2 separate regions of the Homo sapiens genome follow, and region 1 is linked to region 2. Evidence: chromatin loops called from intact Hi-C (ENCODE). Cell type or tissue: PC-9. All regions are shown on one strand. Each heading gives the region's core, and the rest is flanking DNA. Links, peaks and the distances in the headings are about the cores only.

What was found. A loop is a pair of places that touch in the nucleus more often than their neighbours do. Peaks named below come from ENCODE experiments on the same cell type or tissue, not always from the same donor. Only the 100,000 strongest peaks of a DNase experiment are listed, where the experiment ranks them.
Region 1: it touches region 2 in a loop (12-fold over the local background); 6 of 110 quality-filtered maps call a loop at or near these places.

Annotation. Positions count from the first base shown.
Region 1 is chr7:121,474,202-121,485,363 of GRCh38, forward strand. The region is part of intron 1 of LOC124901737 (a long non-coding RNA gene); the gene reads right to left. LOC124901736 (a long non-coding RNA gene) reads left to right here and starts at 11,118. Exons shown (of 2, transcript XR_007060495.1): 1 at 11,118-11,162. RefSeq lists an enhancer at 6,776-7,281. In PC-9, for the core only: no CTCF peak of the experiment used is centred there; a DNase peak (open chromatin) is centred at 6,100.
Region 2 is chr7:121,539,377-121,550,538 of GRCh38, forward strand. No RefSeq gene overlaps it. Among named protein-coding and RNA genes, the nearest start is that of FAM3C, 150 kb to the left of the region's middle. RefSeq lists an enhancer at 4,927-6,126. In PC-9, for the core only: a CTCF peak has its summit at 8,310 (motif pointing left); DNase peaks (open chromatin) are centred at 5,645 and 8,315; H3K27ac peaks cover 3,112 bases.

The DNA.
Region 1 (11,162 bases), core at 1,863-9,862, 65 kb before region 2:
CAGTGAAAAATTCCACTCATCACTGACTATCCTTTAGAGAATTCACTAACAAGCTTTACCTATACACACAGAACTTCCATCAAGTTTCTTAACTGCCTTAAATTTAATGAGAATGTTTAGCTAAGAATTCGATATTTAAGAGAAACTTTCAGTATAAAGAGACCCCCAAAACAGAAAAAACATGAAAAAAAGGAACATAGAGAAAGCAGAGAAAAATGTAGAAGACAAATTCTAAAAACACAATAACTTTTGACCTCAGAATGTAAGAAGATATTGCATCATGAAACAAGAATAAGAAGACATGTGAAAGAAACACCAGAAAGTTTAAAGTGGAATTGAAAATTAAAGTTAAGATAACAGAGTGAAAATTTTCACTTGAGATTTAAAGGTGAAGGGTAAATTTTAGGAAATTACATAGAAATTAGAAGAAAATAATGAATAAAAATATTTAAAATGAGGAAAATAATGCAGAAAATGAAATATATGACCAACAGAAGTCAAAGAAAGTGAGAAGAGAGAAAATGCAGATGAGCTAACTCTCAATAAGTTTTCCAGAACAATAAAATACATGTTTTGAAAGGGTACATTGAATGCCTTGTGTAATACATTTGAAAAGAACAACAATAAAGAATATGATTACAAAATTTCATTTGGGCAAAGAATGTATATTGAAAGTTCCCAAAGGAAAAAAAAAGTAGGTTGTATACAGAAGACTAGAAATTTGGCCCTTTGAAAGCTAGATGACAGTAAAACAATGTCTTTAAAATTCTGAGAGACGTAATATTCAGCTTACAAATTTTTACCCAAACTAACTATCAATCAAATATGAAGGTAGAATAAGGGCATTTTCAGACAATTAAATGTCACAGAAATTGGCTTGTCTCATCCCCATTCTTGAAATGCTATTGAAATATGTGCTCTTTCAACAGAAAGAGTAAAATTAAAAAAAAAAAGAGAGAGAGAGAGAAGAAAACAGAAAAAAAGGGAAGACCTGAGGTCCAGGAAACAGAATATTCAACATAGAAAAGATAAGAAGGGAATGGTAGGTGACAGTTTTGCAGTAGGAAAATTCAACTGATATATTATCTGATTGATTATTATTATTATTATTTGAGACATGGTTTCACTTTGTCACCCAAGCTGCAGTGCAATGGTGCAATCTCAGCTCACAGCAGCCTCAACCTCCCAGGCTCAAGAGATCCTCCCACCTCAACCCCCAAGTAGCTGGGACCAGAGGCATGCACCACCATACTAGGCTAATTGTTTGTATTTTGGTAGAGACAGTGTATCACCATGTTGCCCAGGCTGGTCCCCAACTCCTGAGCTCAAGCAATCCACCTGCCTCAGCCTCCCAAAGTGCTGGGATTATAGGCATGAGCCACCACACCCAACCTTATCTGATGGATTATTGACCTTATAAAACATCCTTTGAGAATATTCAGTGATATGTGAATAAAAATTAAGCAAATAGAATTTTAAAAATATATTTTTTTCTGAAGTTAACAGAAACATATGTTTATGAGAGAGAGAGAGAAGAGATAGAGAGAAAAATAGAATTGGCTCATGAGATTATGGAGGCCAAGAATCCCCATGATCTGCCATCAGCAAGCTGGAGAAAATGGTGGAATTCAGTTTGAATCCAATGACCTGAAGGGCCTCTTGTCTCCCACTGGCTGAAACCAAGGAAGTCGAGAAAAGTGCAGTTCTTTGGTGGTGTGTGTTCACAAGCCTAATCTAGTCAGCTTCAACAACCTTTGAACTTGTTTTTGGAGAGACAAAAAGTAACTTGTATGTTTTGCTACATATTACGCCAGATTTTTTAAAGGGATGATAAAGTAGATTGTGCTGGGAAGCATGCCAGGTGTGGGCCTAGTTGTTCCCATGTGTTAAGATAGTCACTTACTTCTGTGTGTTGCTATCCACCCCTCTTTTCCTTTAAAAAAGCCAGTCATATTCCAAACTTTCTGTCTCCTTTAAAGGAAAATGAAACCATCATAGGTACTGGAGAACAATAAAAGGGTTATATTCTTAAACACACACACACACACACGCACACACACAAAGATGCCAGTGGCAGGGGGCAGGAGAAGATGGATGTCCCAGCTCAAACACAGAGAATAAATTGGCCTTTCTTCTCCCTTTTTCTTTTTTTTTTCAGACCCACAAAAGGTTGGCTGAGGCTTACCCATGTGGGTGAGGGTAGACCTTCTTAACTCAGTCTCCCAATTCAAATGCTAATCTTTTCTGGAAACACCCTTATAGAGAAGCAGAATAATGTTGTACCAGCTACCTGGGCATCCCTTGGCCCAGTCAAGTTGACACATAAAATTAACCATCTCCATATCCCTCAACCACCTGCCCCTCATGCAAATGTCTTACAAAACCATAATATAATTATTGAAACCTTGGAATTATTCTTGATAAAATCTGTTAACCTATAAATCTGACTTAAATTTCAACAGTTTTCCCACCAATATCTACAGAAGCAATGCAAACAAGGTTGCTCCTTAGAGACCCTTTCCAGGAACAGTTGTCAGTATATTTTCATAGCATTTCCCAATGGACAGTATTATTATTTATTAATATGATCCAATATATAACCAAAAGTTTTATTTTCTTTTTCATTTTTATAGATGGCAAAAACACATTGTCATTTGCACCCTCCTCTAAATCTCTATTTTGGGAACCCTGTTTGGATCACAAGGCCAGAATAAAAACACCAATGTCATTAGTTTGGGAAATAAGTTGATTAAATATGCAAACTATATGAAGAAAATGAACAAATCTTGCATACTAGGCTTGAAATTCCAAAGTTATAAACTATAAGGAACTCAATAATACTACTTACAAATATAGCTTTATATGACGAATAAATCATTTTAATTGATTGAAATGTACCAAAGGCTCTTAGAGCTCACAGTTTGTTTGCAGTTAGGTTAACACTGCAAGTTACCATAGATATGGCAACTCACACCAATGCCAATCTGTGTGAAAATGGTAATTTTCTTGTATATTTTAGCAATGAGACAAATGTTTAGACATTTTAATAGAATTTTCTTAATACTATGCCTTGATATTTTTTAAAAAAGAGTCCATTAAGATGACCAAAGTCTATTCCTAATCATTGTTTTACTATTTCAAATAAAATGTCAGGATCTTAGAACAGTAGGGGCAGGACTCTAAAGTCCTTCTGGCAGGACTGGCTACATAATTTACAGATCCCAGTGGAAAATGAAAAGTGAACTCCTTTTAAAAAAAAGTCTTAAGAATTTCTAAGGACGGATGGCAGAGTATTAAACCAAGTGTGGGGTTCTTCTAAGTGTGGGGCTCTGTACAACTGCACATGTTGCACAGCTATGAAGTTGCAACAAAGATTGCACAGATTGTACATCTATAGCCCTGCCTCCTCAAGGAAATTACTCAAAAGACTTGGTTGGTTCTATTGGAGAATTCCTGATTAAAGGGACTTCCTACTACCCAGCATGTGCCTATGTTGATTGGTTCAAATCACTCTCAAACTCTTTTCAAACCTCCCTTTACTTTCCCTCAAGCTTGTTATCTGTCCCTAACCCAACGTATCTACTTTGCTGAGAAAATTAAAGCCATCAGACAAGAACTACCTTAATTTCTCCCTAGAAAACATGCAAATATATCAGTATCCACATCCGTCTTTCCTTCCCTCCCTTCTTGCCACCTAAGGCCGGTCCCTTTTCCCTTCAGTTATAGATTTTGTGCCCATTCACCTTCTCAGGAAATTGTCAGTGTTAGTTAATCTTTCTCCATCTTAAATATTTAGCCTCTCCTTTTCAATTCAATCCTTCTCATGACTTATACACAAGTTCAAATCTCTCTCTTTTTATCAAACAAACATATGGAAATAAATCTCCCTTGAAACCACACCTCCAAACCAACTAAAATCTTATCTCATTCTAACCTTTTGTAGCTAAGCTGGCAAATTTTCTACATTTGCTGTCTCATTTCCTCACCTCAATTCCAATCTGGCTTTTGTCCCCTCATTCTATGGACCCAGATCTCCCTAACATCATCAGTTACACCTATGCTGTTGAATTATTCAGACATTTCTTTATCCTTACTGTACCTTAGAATCTCAAGAGCATTCTAACCAGCTAAGCAGACCCCACTGTTCCTCGCTATCACACTTTCCCTTGGTTTCCATAACCAGACAGTCTCATGCTTTTCCTCACATTCCTCTAGCTTCTTCTTTGCTGCCTCCTTCTCTACCCAACCCATATTCAGTGGGCACCATCAAGGCTTGGCTCCAGGCTCTTCCTTCTCTCACTGCATATTCTCTCCTTAAGGGAGCTTATCTAAGCTTCAATTACCACATGTATAGCAATGATTCCCAAATTTATATATCTACCCTGACCTCTCCTCTGTACTATATAGACTGATAGACTTATCTACCCACTTGACATTTCCTATAGGATACCTTTAAAATTACTTAAAATTCATGTTTCTTTGGCAAAGCCATGATTTTCCTGCCTGCCTAATCATACCTAAATCTGTTCTGTTTGTAGTGTTTTCTATCTCAATGAATGACATTGCCATCCAATTTGTTGTGCAAGCCTTCATACTTCCCTCCATCACCTTCTGCCATTAAAGCTATCAACCTGTCCTGGGCAGCTCTACAATACCTCCTAAATGTTACTGAAGTCTCACAATTTTCTTCCATTTATATTAAAATCGTTTCAGCCCAATGATTTCCCCTTCATGATCTGCCTACCTACCTGTCCAATTTCAGTCATACCATTGGCTCCTCCTCATTCTCAAAACTGCTGCCCTTACTGTCACTCTCACCATGATTTTCTTTCTGTTTGGAACAGCTTTGCTTTTCCTCTTCTCTAATTAACTCCTATTCATCTTGCAAATCTCAGCTCAAGTGACACTTAGGGAGAATTGTATTATTCAAGGTTTGTATCTATAAGCGATAGAAGCATTTTCTGACCTAAGCAGAAAAAATAATGTATTAAAAGGATATTGATACCTCACAGATGGAATGGTTATGCAGTCTGGAGAACCAAGTCCTAGTATTTAGGAATAACATGCTAACCACTCTTAGACACTGGTCTGGAGAAGAAACCTCTACCATCATCATTAAGCACTGCATGGTAGAGTTTGTACCACTGCCACTTCTGCATCACATCAATGTGAGAGGGAAAGGTTGGGGTGGAGAGAGAGGGGAGAGGGAGAGGGAAAGGGAGAGGGAGAGAGAGAGGAAGAGGGAGAGGGAGAGAGGGAGGGAGGAGGGGGGGAGAGAGAGAGAGAGAGAGAGAGAGCGAGAGAGAGAGAGAGAGACACCCCATTGCATCCTAGTTACAAGGGAAGCGGGGAAGGCAAGTATCTGACATTTTCAGCCTCTAGAGTGCTAGAGTGGGAGGCATTTTATGACTCCGCCAAGGCTTATCATGTAGCAAATTCTCCAAACATTTGAAGGGAACTCAGATGTTGGGTAGTGAAAAAGAAGTACAAACTCTATACAAGATTTCCCTGATCTCCTTGGTTAAATTAAATTCCGTTACTAACTATCATTGCAACATGTACTGCTTTTTAATAGAACTTGTAACGGTTGGAATTTTACATTTATACATGTTGCAATTTGCTGTGTGCTCACTATCTATTTCCTTCAATATCCTGCCAACTCACTCAGAGAGGGACTCTGCGTATTTTTGCTCACCTGTGTATTCTCAACACTTAACACATTATAGGTGCTCAAAAAGTATTTCTTGAAAGAATATTATTTAACCTATAAAAATTAATTCTACCCATGTAGATTAAATAAACATAACAACTTCTTTTATTCAGCAGATATATGTTGTATGCCTTTCCTTCACCCTTTTAAACCAGATGGGGAAAGCATCCTACTGCTGTCCTGTTGTGAAAGCAACAGAAGCTATTTATTTTGCAGGCAGTCCTTCACAGGAACAGCCATTTGGGTGAATTTTAAAATGCCTTCTGCACCGAGCCAGGACATACAATGGTTTCTTTAATCCCTAAAGTAAATATGGTAGCAACCCAAGCATTAAGAGACTTTTACATAAAACTACATTGTGCTCCTTGCACATTCCCCTTTCATCCTGAGCTGAAAAGCATTTTTGGATTCTTTCATTCTGCCCTCAGGGTAGCAGCACAGAGAAGAGGAAGTCCCAGCCAGATTCGCCTGGTGAAGTTAAGTAAGTCCCAGAAAAGAAATGTTGATACCAACAGAGCTTTTGGTTCTTATATTTTAATGACCATATACTGTTTAAACAGTGCGTGCTGTTTCCAAATTTGCGTTCAGGCTTAAATGTAAGTAATCCTAGAGAGATAAAAATCCTCGAGGATAAAAATCCTGGAGATATTAGTTTTGCACAAATTTTGCTGTGACAATATACCATGTATTGGTTTTCAAGGGCTGCCATAACAAAGTGCCACAAACTAAGTGGCTTACATGACAGAAATGTATTGTCCCACAGTCCTGGAGGGCAGAAGGCTGAGATTAAGGTTTCTGCAGGGTTGGTTCATTCTGAGGGCTGTGCCTCCCTCTTAGCTTCTGGCAGCCTCCGGCATTCTTTGCATGTAGACGGCATTCTTTCTGTGTCTTCACATCCTCTTTTCTCTGTAAATGTCTGTCTCTGTTTCACAAATATCCTCTTTTTTAAAGGACAGCAGTCATGTTGGATGGAGACCTACCCTAATGACCTCATTTTAACTTGATTACCTCTGTAAAGACCCTGTCTCCAAATAAGGCTACATTCTGAGATTTGGGGAGTGAGGACTGCAGCAAATCTTTTTTGGGTGTACAGAATTCAGTTGATTACATAACCTAATTTGAGAAACCTCTGCAGCAGGCAGACCATCTACAATGCAGGTTGCAGGACAAGATACTTAGTGGAAGCAAAGACATTGGTCAGCGGCTGACAGACTAAGAAAGAACACTACAGACAGGATCAGCTCAGCTATCAACAGCCACAATGCACATAAAAGGAGCATTATACCCAGAAAAAAGGACTAAGCTTCGGCCTTCTCAATTTCACTCATGCCCTCAGAAAGCAGCACCAAAAACATGCCGATTTTTAAGAAATGAGACAAACCATTGTTCTAATCTTGTAAAGTTTTCGAAATGAAATAATGCATTAGTTAAGGAATTACACATTATGGAAATAGTTAAATAAAATCAAATATAATTTAGCTATTTCCTTGCAGAAGACTTTTAAAAATGAAATGGTATCTCTGGTTCATCGTGGGAAATGTACATGAAATTGTCCTGAATGGTTAAAATCATACGTACTGTACACAGTCAGTTCTATGCATCTTTACTACATAGACCCTGTTAAGGATGAAATTTTATATTAGTTAGAGTGATTCTTGCATTAATGTTTGTCTGCCTGACTAGAATGTTACCTCCTATAGGCAAGGAGCACATTTTTTATTTTTTATTTATTTATTTATTTTTTTGCATGTTTTTAGATTCTCAGCAATGGCCACAGGTATTGGCACACAGTATGGCCTCAATAAATATTTGTTTATTATGAAGAAATAAATGAATGAATTCATTTATTATTCAAGGGTTGCATTATCCATTCATTCAATTATGTATAGATAATAATGTTTACTGTTCTACCAGTACAGCTTAAGAGGTGCTAGAGAGGTTATGATGAAAAAGAAGCAATATTTGCTTTCATAGAGTTTAGGATTTATAAGGAGAATAAGAATATTTTTTTAAAAAATGTTAAAAGTACAATACACAGTGGTGAAACACAAAAACACTGAGAATGGAGTAAAAATGCTATAAACATGCAGAAGGTAGGAGAAGCTATCATGCTCTGAGAGCAGGGAAAAAAGTTTATGAGAGAAACAACATTTGAGATAGCTCTTAATGAATGGGTAGCAAATAAAAATGATTTTGAAAAATAAAAATGATAATAAAGGGAAAATGATGAGAGAAATGACCAAAAGTGATGCCTCTATAACAGCAAGTAGTTTTGTTGCAAATAGTTATCATGGCAGAGAAAACTGAAACTAAAATAGGTAGTTGTTGACAGTAAAAATGAAAATTAGACTGAGATCCTTACTTATCAGGATGAAGAATTTAGGTAACTTTTATGATGGGGAGACAGTAAAGATTTTTTCACAGACCACTGACTGTTTCCTTAGGAAGATTGTTTGGAACCTGTGAGTAATATGGGTTTGAATAGAAGTGAGTGAAGTGAGGAAGATTATTTAGAAAGCTGCTACCCTTGCCCAGGCCAAACAGGTTTTGTAGGGCCCCAAAGCTAATGCAGTTTGGACACTTTAAAAAAACGAATACAAAATTGAGTTTCAAACTAAATTTTTTAAAGAAAATAATTATGTATTTTAAAGGCTAAGAAATACCATAATTATGAGCAAAACTAAAAAGAAATCAGAATATTTTAATCAACAACCTGACACATTTTATAACATTTTAATTTCTTACACTTTTTAGCTATGTATTCATTTAATTGCCTCTTCCTATGACATGTGACATAAGTTTCTATAAGGAGAACAGAAAGATGATTTACTTTTTTCTGTGGTATGATTAGTAATAGTTTAAAAAACAATTGATAGTTTAGGAACTTTCTTCCAATTTTACAACTTGTTCCTGCTAATTTCACACTAGGATGGCCTCTAGTATGTTTGAATACATAAAACATACAACTTTGCCCAGAGACGTACTTGCTCTTGTTTTATGCCCGGAAATCTAATAATTCTATATCACAAATTAGCCATCAGAAAAGAAAAAAAATGGCATGTTTATGTTTGCAGATGCTGAATTATTGAATGTATTCTTGGCAAGACAGAACTTGTCAAGAACCGATTCTTCCACTTCCAGCCACACACAGCTAATTATTGAAAGAACTTACCCCATTTAAAAAAGCTTCTGGCTCTATACCTTTCAATATTTTGTTTCATCCCCTAACTCTGCCAGTGCTGGAAGCCTGAGAACATGTTCATATAAAGGTATGACCTCTGTTCTATCTCACAAAGCTGGTTGAGTCAGCATCGTAGGGAATTGGTGTATTTCTAAAAACCAGTCCTATACCAGAGTAACTGGAAATAAATTAGTTACCCAAAGAACTGACTACAAACCACTTAGCATACTGCACAAAACCCAAAACCCAAACTAAATGTATCTCCACCTCAATTCCATCTTATCTGTATTACAAAGTTCCTGTAATCATTCCAATGCCACCTGACAAGGGAGGGTGGGGTGCTCCTAGGGGACATGTGATGGAAGGAAAGTAGAATTGGAGATAGTGGTCTTAACCATTTGCAGATAAAATGTCTTATTTTTGAAAATTTATTAAATTATATGACCTAGCGAATATTTTGCTAGGGCCCCGGGATCCCAAAAATCCCTGCTTCCTGGTATTTAGCCCATTGTGTAAGCCGTTCTTCTTGAGTGTAACCTGGCCTAGTGGCTTGCTCTAACCAACAGAATGTGAGCAACGTGATGGGATTAAGACACATAAGTCACTACTGTCTTGCTAGCTGATTCTCTTCCTTGCTGGCTTTGATAAAGCAAGTTGTCATATTATGGAGGCTCCTGTGATAAGGAATTAAGGGTGGCTTCTGGCTAACAGCAGGAAGCTGCCAGACCAACAACCCTTGAAGAACTTAAAATTTGTCCACAACCTCATAAATTTGGAAGTCAGTCCTTCCCAAGTCAAACCTTCAGATGAGACTCCTGCTCTGGCCAACTCCATGATTGAAGCCTTATGAGAAAACTTGAACCAGAGGGCCCAGCTAAGCCATACCTTGATTTCCAAATCAAAGAAATTGAGAGACAAAATCTATGCTATTTAAGTTGCTGAACTTGAAGTAATTTATCAAACAGCAACAGAAAAAGTAATGCAGGTACCTTCCAAGGTCTTGGGATGGTAAAAAGGAAGGGCCACAAAGCTTATTTGCTTCATGGCAAATTGGCCCCTGCATATGAACCCAAATCAGGGTTGTGGCCATGGGAACAACATGTTATAATCTTATATAATCACACTTTATGCCTTATTATTTGTAGCATTTCATCTCTGGGCAGGCAGCATGGGTTTGGTGTGGATGATTGCTCAATTGAGTAAAAGATAAATATTCATCTGGCAAAGGTAAGAGGTTAGGTAGAGACAGGTTAAGGAAATAAGTTTTTTGAACAATTTATGAAATTAGGACATTTACATGAAATAATATATATGAATTAGGGGGAGCATGGCAGACACCTGAAGTTAGAGGATACATGCTTAACAATCTCACTGGCATGATTTTATGACTTTCTCTCACGAAGTTTGGCAGCTTTGATGTGGAAGCTGAGCAAAAGAAAGGCAGAGTTACCTAATGGTGAGAATTTGGGATGTGGTCATGGGATTCTGGCCCAGTTGGATGGCAAGTTAAGTTAAGAAAAGGTGATGTAATAGAAGAATGGAAAAATATATAGGGCTTGGAAGTCACAGTGCAATGAGAAAATAAGTTCAGTAGATATAATACAGGAAGAGGAGAGAGGAAAATACGATGTGGTCAGAGAAAAGATTTTTGGGAGTTTAAGAAATTGGGATGTAATACTTTAGAAGGATTATAAGTTGGGTTTCCCATATAGGTGTGTGGTAGAAATGGAAGCAAAAGGAAATGTGGTGAAGTTTAAAGCAACAAATGATGACACCAGGGTCTCAAAATTGTCCTCAAATTTTTTTTTGGAGATACAAAAGATAGTTATGTGGACAAGGCATCAAAAGATTACTGTGAGCTAGACATATTCCATCAGTATGAACTTGTCTATTTTTTACTTATGAAAATATGGCTTTTTTCCCAAGTGGCACATCTAATTTAATATTAGTCCCATTGTCAAAACACACCCTATCATTCTATTAATAACAAAAAACAAAAGAAACCTGTATACTGAATCATTGTCAGTTTAAGAAATACAAATAATATTTTTCCTAAGATTAACAGCATCTACTTCCTTGAGCAGCTGTTTTATGTTTTATCTAATTGATTTCAACAAATTGCTTCATTAACAGACACCATAGACAAGTCATCTGAAATTGGTTATCAGTGGGGACACAGGGACAAAGTTCCTGTCTTAATTCCATCTCTTGCTTCTACAGAGAGAAAGCTTGGATAGGCTATTTTGGCCAATAAGCATCACTCCAGGGGTT
Region 2 (11,162 bases), core at 1,687-9,686:
GGGAGTGTTTATATTTACATATTTTAAATTTTAAAGAGGCTGCTATCACCTCAAATAGTTATGACATGGCTCGGATGTTTGTCCCCTCCAAAGCTCATGCTGAAAGTGATTCCCAATGTTGGAGGTGAGGCCTGGTGGGATGTGATTGGATCATGGCGCAGATTCCTCATGGTTTAGCACCATCCCTGCATTAGTCTGTTTTCACACTGCTATAAAGATACCACCCAAGACTTGGTAATTTATAAACAAAGGAGGTTTAATTGACTCACAGTTCTGCATGGCTGGGAAGGCCTCAAGAAACTTACAATCATGGTGGAAGAGGAAGCAGGTACCTTCTTCACAAGGTGGTAAAAGAGAGAAGAGTGAAAAAGGAACTTCCAAACACTTATAAAATCATCAGATCTCATGAGAACTCACTCACTATCATGAGAACAGCATGGGGGAAACTGCCTCCATAATCCAATCACCTCCCTCCCTCAACACGTGGGGATTATGATTCGAGATGAGATTCCAGAGGGGATACAGAGCCAAACCATATCAGTCTCCTTGGTGAGAAGTGAGTTCTCCCTCAGTTAGTTCACATGAGATTTGGTTGTTTAAAGGAGTCTGGGACCTCCTCCTTTGCTCTCTTGTTCCCTCTCTTGCCGTGTGATGTGCTGGCTGCCCTTGGCCTTCTACCATGATTGCAAGCTTCTTAAGGCCCTCACCAGAAGCAGATACCAGCACTATGATTCTTGTACAGCCTGCAGAACTGTGAGCCAATTAAACCTCTTTTCTTTTTAAATCATCCAGTCTCAGGTATTTGTTTATAGCATTGCAAGAATGGACTAACACAAATCAGAAGACATTTTTTAAAAATGATTATTGTTTGAATATATAGAAACAGAGGGTAGAAAGGTAGCTATTGGGTGGTGGAGGGGTGAAGGAAATGGAAGTCAAAGCTTACAAAGTTGTGGTTATGTAAGATGAATAAGTAGAGATGCAGTGTACAGCATGAGGACTATAGTTCATAATACTGTATTGTATACTGGAAATTTGCTGAAAGAGTAGATTTTAGGTACTTTTACCACGTACACACAAAAAAGGTAACCATGTGTGATGATGGGTATATTAATTGGCTTGACTTTAGTAATTATTTCACTGTGTGTATATCAAAACATCAAATATATTTAAGGGATACAACATGATGTTTTTACATATATATGATATATGTGTTTTTACATATATAATTATACATATTAAGGAGAGCAGCCTCTAACTTTATATATATATATATATATATATATGTATATGGTATATGTATATGGGTATATATGTATACATATATGTATACATATATATGGGTATTTTATATATGTACACACACCCATATGTAAAATTATTTAAAGGCTGCTGTCTTGAGTTTTTGTGGAGATAAACAAGTTAACATTAATTAAAATTATGTTTCTTGGAAACATAATTAAATGTGATGCAGATGGTTATTAAATTTAAAATCAAAATTTTATTTGTTTGGCCATTGTGATTAGTCCCAGGATGAAGACTGTCTTTTCATAACCATGATAGAAAGGAATCACAAAGAATGCTTAACAGAAGATTACATTGCATGAAGTAAATTTAAATAGCCTGAAGCCAATTGCTTTAAAGACTTCAGTAAATTTTGTTTGATATACAAATATCAAATCTTATCTGTTTTTGTCTGAAATTAGACATCAGTATAGTGTTATTTGTCATAATTTCAGTTATTTTTGAAAATGTTAACCATATAGTAACCTTATTTCTTTAATTTGAATTCTAGGCCAATGGTTTTCAACTGGGAATTCACGCAACTCATATCTGGAGTTTTATTAATATAACAGATGTTTAGTACCTCCTCCAGATTTACTGAGCCTTTTTACTTAATAATTTTGATACATTCTTGGGTTATTCTAATTGTATGCTTGTTTAGTCATGTATGTTATATGTCAAGATTATTCTATCTGAAGGCTTTTTCTCTGTAAAAATTATGTTCATCCATTTTCATAAATTATATATGATATCCACTCTTTGAAAATATGGCTAATTTTATGTTTGTTTGTATTTTGTCTTTAACTTTTTGAGTGATTTTATTTTGCACATCACAGAAAGAATCAAACTTCCTTGTTAACTGTATTATTCCTGTAACAAATCCTCTTCAGATCTTTGTTTTGAAAATCATTAATAATAAGCTAACCACACCCATTTTAAATCTCTGTCATCTACAGAAAGGGTTTGTTTTGTCATGATGCTTCCCTGAAACCACTTGCAATAAGCTACAGGCCAGTGTGTTATTATCAACAAAGAAAGACTGTCTTAGAGCCTTGGGAAAGGACTATACCAGGCACTGTACCTTGGTGTACAGCTTCTGATGGTATTGCATGAACAACTTTGAGGCCATCCCGGTGGACTGAGTCAGTATATCTGGACTTCAGTCCACAAATGAGTCCATGATATGGCTACCCCAGGATTGTGTGGAACAAGAATTCATTGCATAGGGCTAAATCAACTAATGGGTAACACTTGTTGGTTTTGTTTGGAATATTGTTGATGTTTTAATATTCTGTGTTCTGGATGTAAAGAACCCTTTCTCTCTTTTCTGTTAAGCTGTCTATAACTTATAACAATTTAGTAGACTCTGTTTTATAAACAGAAATAAAACTCTTATCTTTTTTCCCTGCTTGTTCCCTCTAGAAATCAGAAACTCTTATTAAATATTCTTATTTTCACAGCAACAGAGTTATATGCATAGGTTCACTAAGAAGAGATTATATTGTATCCCTTGTCATTAACAAGGAAACAACAATGTTTCCAATTATGTCCTGTTATTAATAAGGATAGTCCTTATTATTCACCAACCAAGACCATGCCTGCCATTTCATATTTGATAATGATGCGTATTTAATCAGATATGACCAGGCACTAAAGAAACTTGGATTGACTTGATGGAGCCGATGCTTTTGAAGCCCTCTTAGGAAAACTTGCCCATTACCTGTCTTACAGGGTTTAAAGGGCTTACAGGGCCTACACTGTTCCTTCTTAGCCTTAGAGCTGAGGAAGGAAGGCTACTTCCTGGTAATCCTAAGAATTTCAGAATATTTGAGGGACCTCAAGAAGAAAGGAATTAATCTAAATATATAGGTGAAATCTGATGATGAATTATTGGCTTGGCATACTAGCCTCAAGGGGCATTTAAAAGTTAAAATTGCCCGGGCATAGTGGCTCACGCCTGTAATCCTAGCACTTTGGGAGGTTGAGGTGGCCGGATCACTTGAGGTCAGGAGTTCGACACCAGCTAGACCAACATGGTGAAACCCTGTTTCTCCTGAAAATACAGAAATTAGCTAGGTGTGGTGGCACGTGCCTGTAGTTCCTGCTACTCTGGAGGTTGAGGCATGAGAATTGCTTGAACCCAGGAGGCAGAGGTTGCAGTGAGCTGAGATCATGTGACTGCACACCGGCCTGGGCAACAGAGCAAGACTCTGTCCCAAAAAACAAACAAACAAACAAAACCTAAATAACTACATAAATAAAAGTTGAAATTGAATCAAGAGTTCCTAATGATAACTTCCAGGAAAGCAAACTTAAAAAGATATATATGGTAAATTACCATTCTTACTGTACCTCTGTACATAATCAGGCTAAATCCAGTAAGAATGAAACCACATTATTTTATGATCAAGAATAATCACTTTTTTTCTCTTCTTTCCTTTTCCTCTTTTTTTTTTTTTTTTCTTTGAGATGGAGTCTCACTGTCACTCAGGCTGGAGTGCAGTGGCACGATCTCGGCTCACTGAAAGCTCAGCCTCCTGGGTTCATGACATTCTTCTGCCTCAGCCTCCTGAGTAGCTGGGACTACAGGCGCCCGCCACCACGCCTGACTAATTTTTTTGTATTTTTTTAGTAGAGACGGGGTTTCACCATGTTAGCCAGGATGGTCTTGATCCCCTGACCTCGTGATCCTCCCGCCTTGGCCTCCCAAAGTGCTGGGATTACAGGTGTGAGCCACTGCACCTGGCCCTGTTTTTTTTAAAGACTATCTTTGTTCAGGAAAACTTTGTTTCAGTGGAAAACTATAGCAGATCTTTTTGAGTTATCAGATTTGAAACAATAATTCAATCGTCTTTGAACTATTTGTGCCTCTTTATAAATTGTAGGTAACTGATGGATGTGCTAACTCTGTTTGGTTGAGATTTAATTGGCTTCCTTCCCCACTGTGCAATAACTGGTTTTGTAACCTACTTGTGATTAGACTGGATTTTGTTACCTTGAACAAATTGTCAATTTTTACCATGTTTTCAATTCTTCTCATTTTTTTTTTCAATATCTGGCTATAACCTTTCAAACTAACATTTCCAACTTTTCTCCCTCCCTCTTAACTTGGTCTCACTGAGAACAAAAGTCTGACTATCTAGAGATCCTTATCGAGACTCAAAGTTGCCTTGTAGCTGTTCTTTCACCTCCAGATCTGAAGAAGGACTGGGGGCTAAAACCTGATGACTTGATATATACCCTGAGGGACTTATCACCACAGAAGACCATAATGGACTGAATTTCTCCCTGAGCAAGTTACTGTCTAGGCCACTAAGAAAGCTCACTGAAATGCTCAGGTCATGCATAACCTTACATGAGAAGTAACCAAGACTGGACAACATCACCAAGAACATTAACTTCTTAACTTCAAGAAACTCCATAAGCAGTGCTACATAATCAAAAGGTTTTCATCCACTGACTCTGGAATCCACTGGACCAAACTTTCTCAGGGTTGAACTCTTGGGTCTTTACTTTAATCCAGCTTTATATATATATATTTTTTTTATTTTTCATATAGATGCCTGATCTCTAGGACTCTAAAACAACTGAGCTTTGCCTCTACCTTTCAATAGATGTGTTTATGGGAGGCCATTATTTTGGACTAGTTTCCTGTGTTAGGCCCTAGCAGACAAGACCAAATTATAATGGAGTTACTTGGGCTAAGTGCCACATAATCAAACTGAACTTTCCAACAGGTCAGTTTTCCAAAAAAAACCCCCAGCAGATTCTAGTACCTGAGTCAGCATAATAAGGATGCCTCCTCTGTTTGAACCCTATAAGGAAAGTAACGTTGAAAGGATGAGTCTGTTTTTTATTCTCTCTTTTTGTTTCCTTTGGCTCTTTTCATTCTATAAATCTAACCTCCTCCATTCAGTTCATTTGAACACTCACTCTATTTTATAGAATGAGGTGTTCCCTGATTCTAGAATTGAAAATAAAAGTCAATTATAAATTTAAACTAAATACATTGTAATTTTATTTTTTGATGGGTGATTTAATTAATTTTGAAGACATCATGTCATTAAGAGTCCTCGCAAGCATAGTTCTTTTACCCTGGTTCACCTCACTCAGGAGATTTATGGCCACCTTTGACTTGTGCAACAGTGAATGAAATTTATCTGTCTTGATCAAAAGGGAAAGAGGACTAACAATGTTGAACTTTTCCAGAGCCTCATGCTTTCAGAAAATAGTTGTGGTTAAGAAATCTCACCAACTTTTTGTTTTCAGAAATGCCTCACCGTTTTGTGTTCTGAAAAACAGCTTAAGGAAATGAATCACCCTTCTCCATGTGACTCACATAGCACTCACTGTCCATTCTTTCTTGTGACCCCCATCAGGCTTGTAAATGGCTTTCTTGTTTACCTGTGACAAGGCCAAACACACACTTTTCACCTTTGTTTGAACCTGCTGACAAAGCCAGGTATAAATTCCCCCTTCCCTTTGCCTCTACCCAATGTCCCATTATTCCTTTTTTTTTTTTTTTTTTGGAGATGGAGTCTCACTCTGTCATTCAGGCTGGAGTGCAGTGGCATAATCTCAGCTCACTGCAACCTCTGCCTCCCAGGTCCAAGCAATTCTCCTGCCTCAGCCTCCCTAGTAGCTGAGATTACAGGTGCACCCCACCACACCCAGCTAATTTTTGTAGTTTTAGTAGAGATGGGGTTTCACCATGTTGGCCAGGCTGGTCTTGAACTTCTGGACTCAAGTGACCTGCCCACCTCAGCCTCCCAAAGTGCTGGGATTACAAATTACAAACGTCTATTCTTTATCTCATGAATGATTAGCTAAGGTTACAACTGTTTGTTTTTGAACTAGCAAGACACAGAAATAAACATTTTCTGCCCACTTAAATAACAGAGACCTCTTCTGATTGCAAAACAATACAGCTGGGAATCCCCACACCTGCAATTTGTCTACTCTTTCCTGTAAATGCCTTAAGGCAAATCCACTCTGCAGAGACACTGTAATTTTCTGATCTGTGGGACTCTCCCTATGGCACTAGCTGGAATAATATCACCTTCTCAATTGTCTCATGCATTTTGTCTTCAACAGTACTGAGAATAATTCCCTGGGCGGCATCAGTGATTGGGTGCTAGTGAGAGTTGCATTCCCTTTTCTTTCTACTTTCCAGACAAGTAAAAGAAACAAAGCAATAAAGAACCATCAAACAAGACTTTGACAGATAATAATATATTCTGTGGATAATTTCTACTTCAGAGATAGGCAATTACACATTTTTAAAAGCAATTTTTACTGCTCAGTTACAGCAAGTTTGCCTATTTACAAAATAAATGCTGTTTTATTATTTTTAAACATGTCTTACTTACTGCATGCCTCTCCATTTTTAAGAAAACCCCAGTTACTCTGACTGAGCAGGAGAGTTTAGGAAAGGAAGGAAATCATATTGGCTGATCTTCCAATAAGTGACAGACTTGGGCTAGACATTTACATTTATTTGATCCTTTCAGCAACCTGGTGAGGTAGGCATTATCTCCATTTTAGAGATAAGGAACTGAGGCTTGGTGGTGTTAATATCTCACTCAGCATCACACACCTAGTAACTGATAGAGTTTTATGCTTTCCTAACATCTTACATGCCTTCAGTGATGATAATTCTTCAGAAATTAGTAAACATTCTGTGAATTTTTAATATTCTGTGAATTTTAGAACTCATTAAGACAAACACACATCTATGCCTTGTACTCGTATAAAACCTATTGAATGTTACAAATTATGTCTTATCGTTCCAAAATTTCAGATTTTTTTTCCCAGAAATCAAACTCAATGCTGTTTGGAAAATTTTTGCATAAACCAGCATTCAGATTAAGCAAAATAGAGAGATAAATGAAGAGTTGAATCAAAACAAAGTTGAAAACCAAAATAAAATTTTAATTATTTGGTACATTTAATCAGGAAGGATCTTCTTACAAGGCAGTTCTGTGCAAAACATCAATGAGTGCTAATAAATAAGGACATATGTGTGTCCCAAAAGATTTGTCTTCAAGGTATTGTGAAAAAAGTTCCTGGAGCCACCTATGAGAGAGAGTGCATCTGGTCTAATTGCAAACTTCAAGCAATTGTTAAACTTCTTATTGCCTTCTTGAACACCTCTCTGGACTCACCTGTGTAGGTCTGTCTCTGTCCTCCTCCGGGCTGTCTGTGAGTTTCAGTTCTACCCTTCTACCCATACTAAGGGAGAGTCCACTCCAGCCTTGTGGACGTCTAGTTGCATATTCACTTTATCCATAACCTTGACATCTTCGTGAAATAATAAGTGGGTAGGGAAAAAAATTTCTCCTATACACTAGTGGAAATTGTATACTAAAAAATTTCAGCTATTTAACAGAGGGCCAGGAGTTTGGAAATTAGAAGCTGTTTCCCAACATCAGCAAAATAAAGGATTCCACTTTATTTATTTGAAGCCACAATTATCCAACCCACTTCAACGGTTGCTTCATATAATGAGTCTTAGAGTCAGAAAAACTATAATTTAATGACCCCTGATTATGTAGGCTGAAAACTTGGATTCAATGTGGTAATTAGATAAGGCATGTTTGTTTATCTGACATTAGATAAGGCATTTTACCTTCCATCAGCCACAATTTCTAATTTTCCTGCAGATGTTTACACATGTTTTGGGGAAAAAGCTTTTATGGTACTACAGATGCAGCCATTGCAGCTTGGCAGAATGCTACAGGAGCAGAATAATCATCAGAGATGTTCCTAAGCAAAGAAGGAAAACCAGTTCTGAAAAAATGGCAATGATTAAATAAGGTAAAAAGTACACTATTTCCAATGGAATTATGTGATTTTTAAAAAAACTTTGAGAGATGTGAATTTGTCTATGTATAAATAGGTAGACAAAATTGTTCACAAGTAATTTTAAATATTTTTTTCTTTCAGAAATGAAATATTCTTCAATTTAAGGAAATTCTGACGTTTCAGTACGCTAGTGTGTGATGTTCAGCTATTATAGATGCTCCTAGCGCCATCTGGTGAGATATACAAGCAATAGCATCAATATTTGACTCATGCTTTGTAAACCCAGGAGACACTTACTCTGCAGAAAATAGGCAGTAGAACAACCTCCACTTATTACACTATGAAGTTTGTCCTCAGATACTAAGAAAAATCACTGTGTAACCTTGATGTGCATGTAACATCATTTTAATAATGCAGATATGGATCTCACTGAACATTTTAATTGTACCTTTATCCTTGAAATGTTTATCAACCTCTGGTGCCATTTTCTCTTCAAATAAATTTTGCATACATTTCCAACTGAAGTTAATGGAAAGTTAGAATATACATTTGAGATTACAAGTTAACCTAAAATTCATGTTGTAACATGCAAATTAGAAGAAAAATCATTTTGCTTAATTCTTTAGGACTATTTGACATTTCAATTGGAGGTGCAGTAATTTCTTATCGAAAACAAAAGAATAGATGTTTTCTTTTGGAAAACAGACTTGATATGTGTACATGATATTTCTATTAGAGGAAAAGAATATTGAAGAAGAGGATGAAGTTGGCTTTGAATAAGTTGAAAAACATCAGGGTTAGAGGTGCTGAATGTAAAAACATTTAGTGTTTTGACTTCTAATATCACAGACACCTTTTCTCCAAGAGTTACTGGTATAAAATATGTAAATTTACCTCAGACAAAAATATACAGAAGTGTAAAATGCCTTCAATTCCTCCTTACATAAGCTCTATCTGTTGTAAACCAAGTTCAGCATATGTGTAATCAAGAGCTTCTGGAACAGCAGGGAATCACCTGAGCATTGGGAATCTTCAATTTGTTCCATCTCTCAGACAGGTTGCTGAGTGCAGTGCCATCTTATGCATGTAGGCATTTGTTGGTGGTTTGCTGTTTTAGCACAAATGACAGTATAGATACGATTTGCATAGCAAGCTTAAATAGTTAATGATCAAGAAATATGACAAGACTTTATCTGATAAACATTTACTCTTATTTTTCTGACAGAGTAATGTTGATAAACACCAAAAAGCTCTTTCCACAAATACCACAGTAGAATTCACAATCAGAACCAACTACAAAATTTGCAGTGGTGTGCTCAATGCACCATGAAAATGCAAGCCCCTTTGTTCAAAAATTTTAAGGAATTTCAAGATGGCAACAAAAGAATCTTAAATCAAATGCAGGGCCCTTCTGAGCACAGTGGCCCCATATGACTGCACAGGTGGCACAGCCATGAACTCATTGACGTAGGCCAATATTTTATTTTGCACTTGTGGAAAGGTAAACTGAGGCACATTAAAGCATTAAAAACTCTATTAAAGACTTTATTTGAGCATTTAGTGATCCATGGATCTGGGTACTTCCAGACTGCAAGTGGTTTGGGGACTCCAATAAAGGCAAAGGTACTTTTATAAGGTGAATGAGGGAGCAAGGCAAAGGAAACATTTGGGGAGAGGTAGCCTCGCTCAACTCATTCCCCTGGAAAGTCCTAGCTAGAGGTTAGTTGGTGATTTCTGGGTTAGTTAAAGTTTTATTTTACCGTTTATACTGAATTGGGTTTGAGTTTGCTTACACAGGAACCCAAGGTGCTAGAATCACCTCAGCCCAATGACCTCCTAATTAAATTTTTTTAAACACTCTTATGGCCGGGTGCAGTGGCTCATGCCTGTAATTCCAACACTTTGGGAGGTCGCCTGAGGTCAGGAGATTGAGACCAGCCTGACCAACATGGCAAAACCCCGTCTCTACTAAAAATACAAAAACTGGCTGGGCATGGTGTCAGGTGCCTGTAATCCCAGCTACTTGGGAGGTTGAGACAGGAGAATCACTTGAACCTGGGAGGTAGAGGTTGCAGTGAGCTGAGATGGTGCCACTGCACTCCAGCCTGGGTGACAGAGTGAGACTCCATCTCAAAAACAAACAAACAAACAAACAAACAAACAAACACACTCTTATTTAGTGTTTATTGAGCAAAGCCATTACATGTATGTATATTATCAGTTATAAATATTACCTCAATATATAAAGATTAAAACAGATCTCTGCTACAATTTCTGATTACCTCATTAAAAAAAAAGGATGAACAAATTGGTAGGCTCAGCCTTTTCACAGCTTCCTGAAATCATACTCATATGCAGTGGATACTACTGGGTGCATAGAGGCAAATTCACTGTTGCGGGTAATGAAGCTAAAAGTTTGGAGCCAGAACAAGGCTCTGGGAAGTGCTCTGGCAATTAAAACACATTTCATATGTCTGCAAAAGTAAGATTTTTTTTTTTTGACATGGACTTTCACTCTTGCTGCCCAGGCTGGAGTGCAGTGGTGCAATCTCGGCTCACTGCAACCTCTACCTCCTGCGTTCCAGTGATTCTCCTGACTTAGCCTCCCAAGTACCTGGGCTTACAGGCACCCGCCACCATGCCGCTCTAATTTTATATTTTTAGTAGAGATGGGGTTTCACCATGTTGGCCAGGCTGGTCTTGAACTCCTGACCTCGAGTGATCCACCTGCCTCAGCCTCCCAAAGTGTTGGGATTACAGGTGTGAGCCATTGTGCCTGGCCAAAAGTAAGATTTTTAACTGCAATCTATTATAAACCTTGGTTCTGTCCACTCTGACTTCCCCTTTGTCCCTCTTATCCTGTGTCAGGTGCAATTGGAGTGGCCATGGGTATTTCTAAGATCTAGTTGAGGGGAAATTGAGTTCATCCGGACTTAGAGGAATATGTTTTTGTGGTTTGTAGTTACTTCTGTGTATAGTTATTGCCAGCCATCCTGGGGTACTCCTACACTCACTATGCTGACACAAAGTTGCTTGGCCAGGATTCATATCATGAAGAGCATATGTCCTCCACC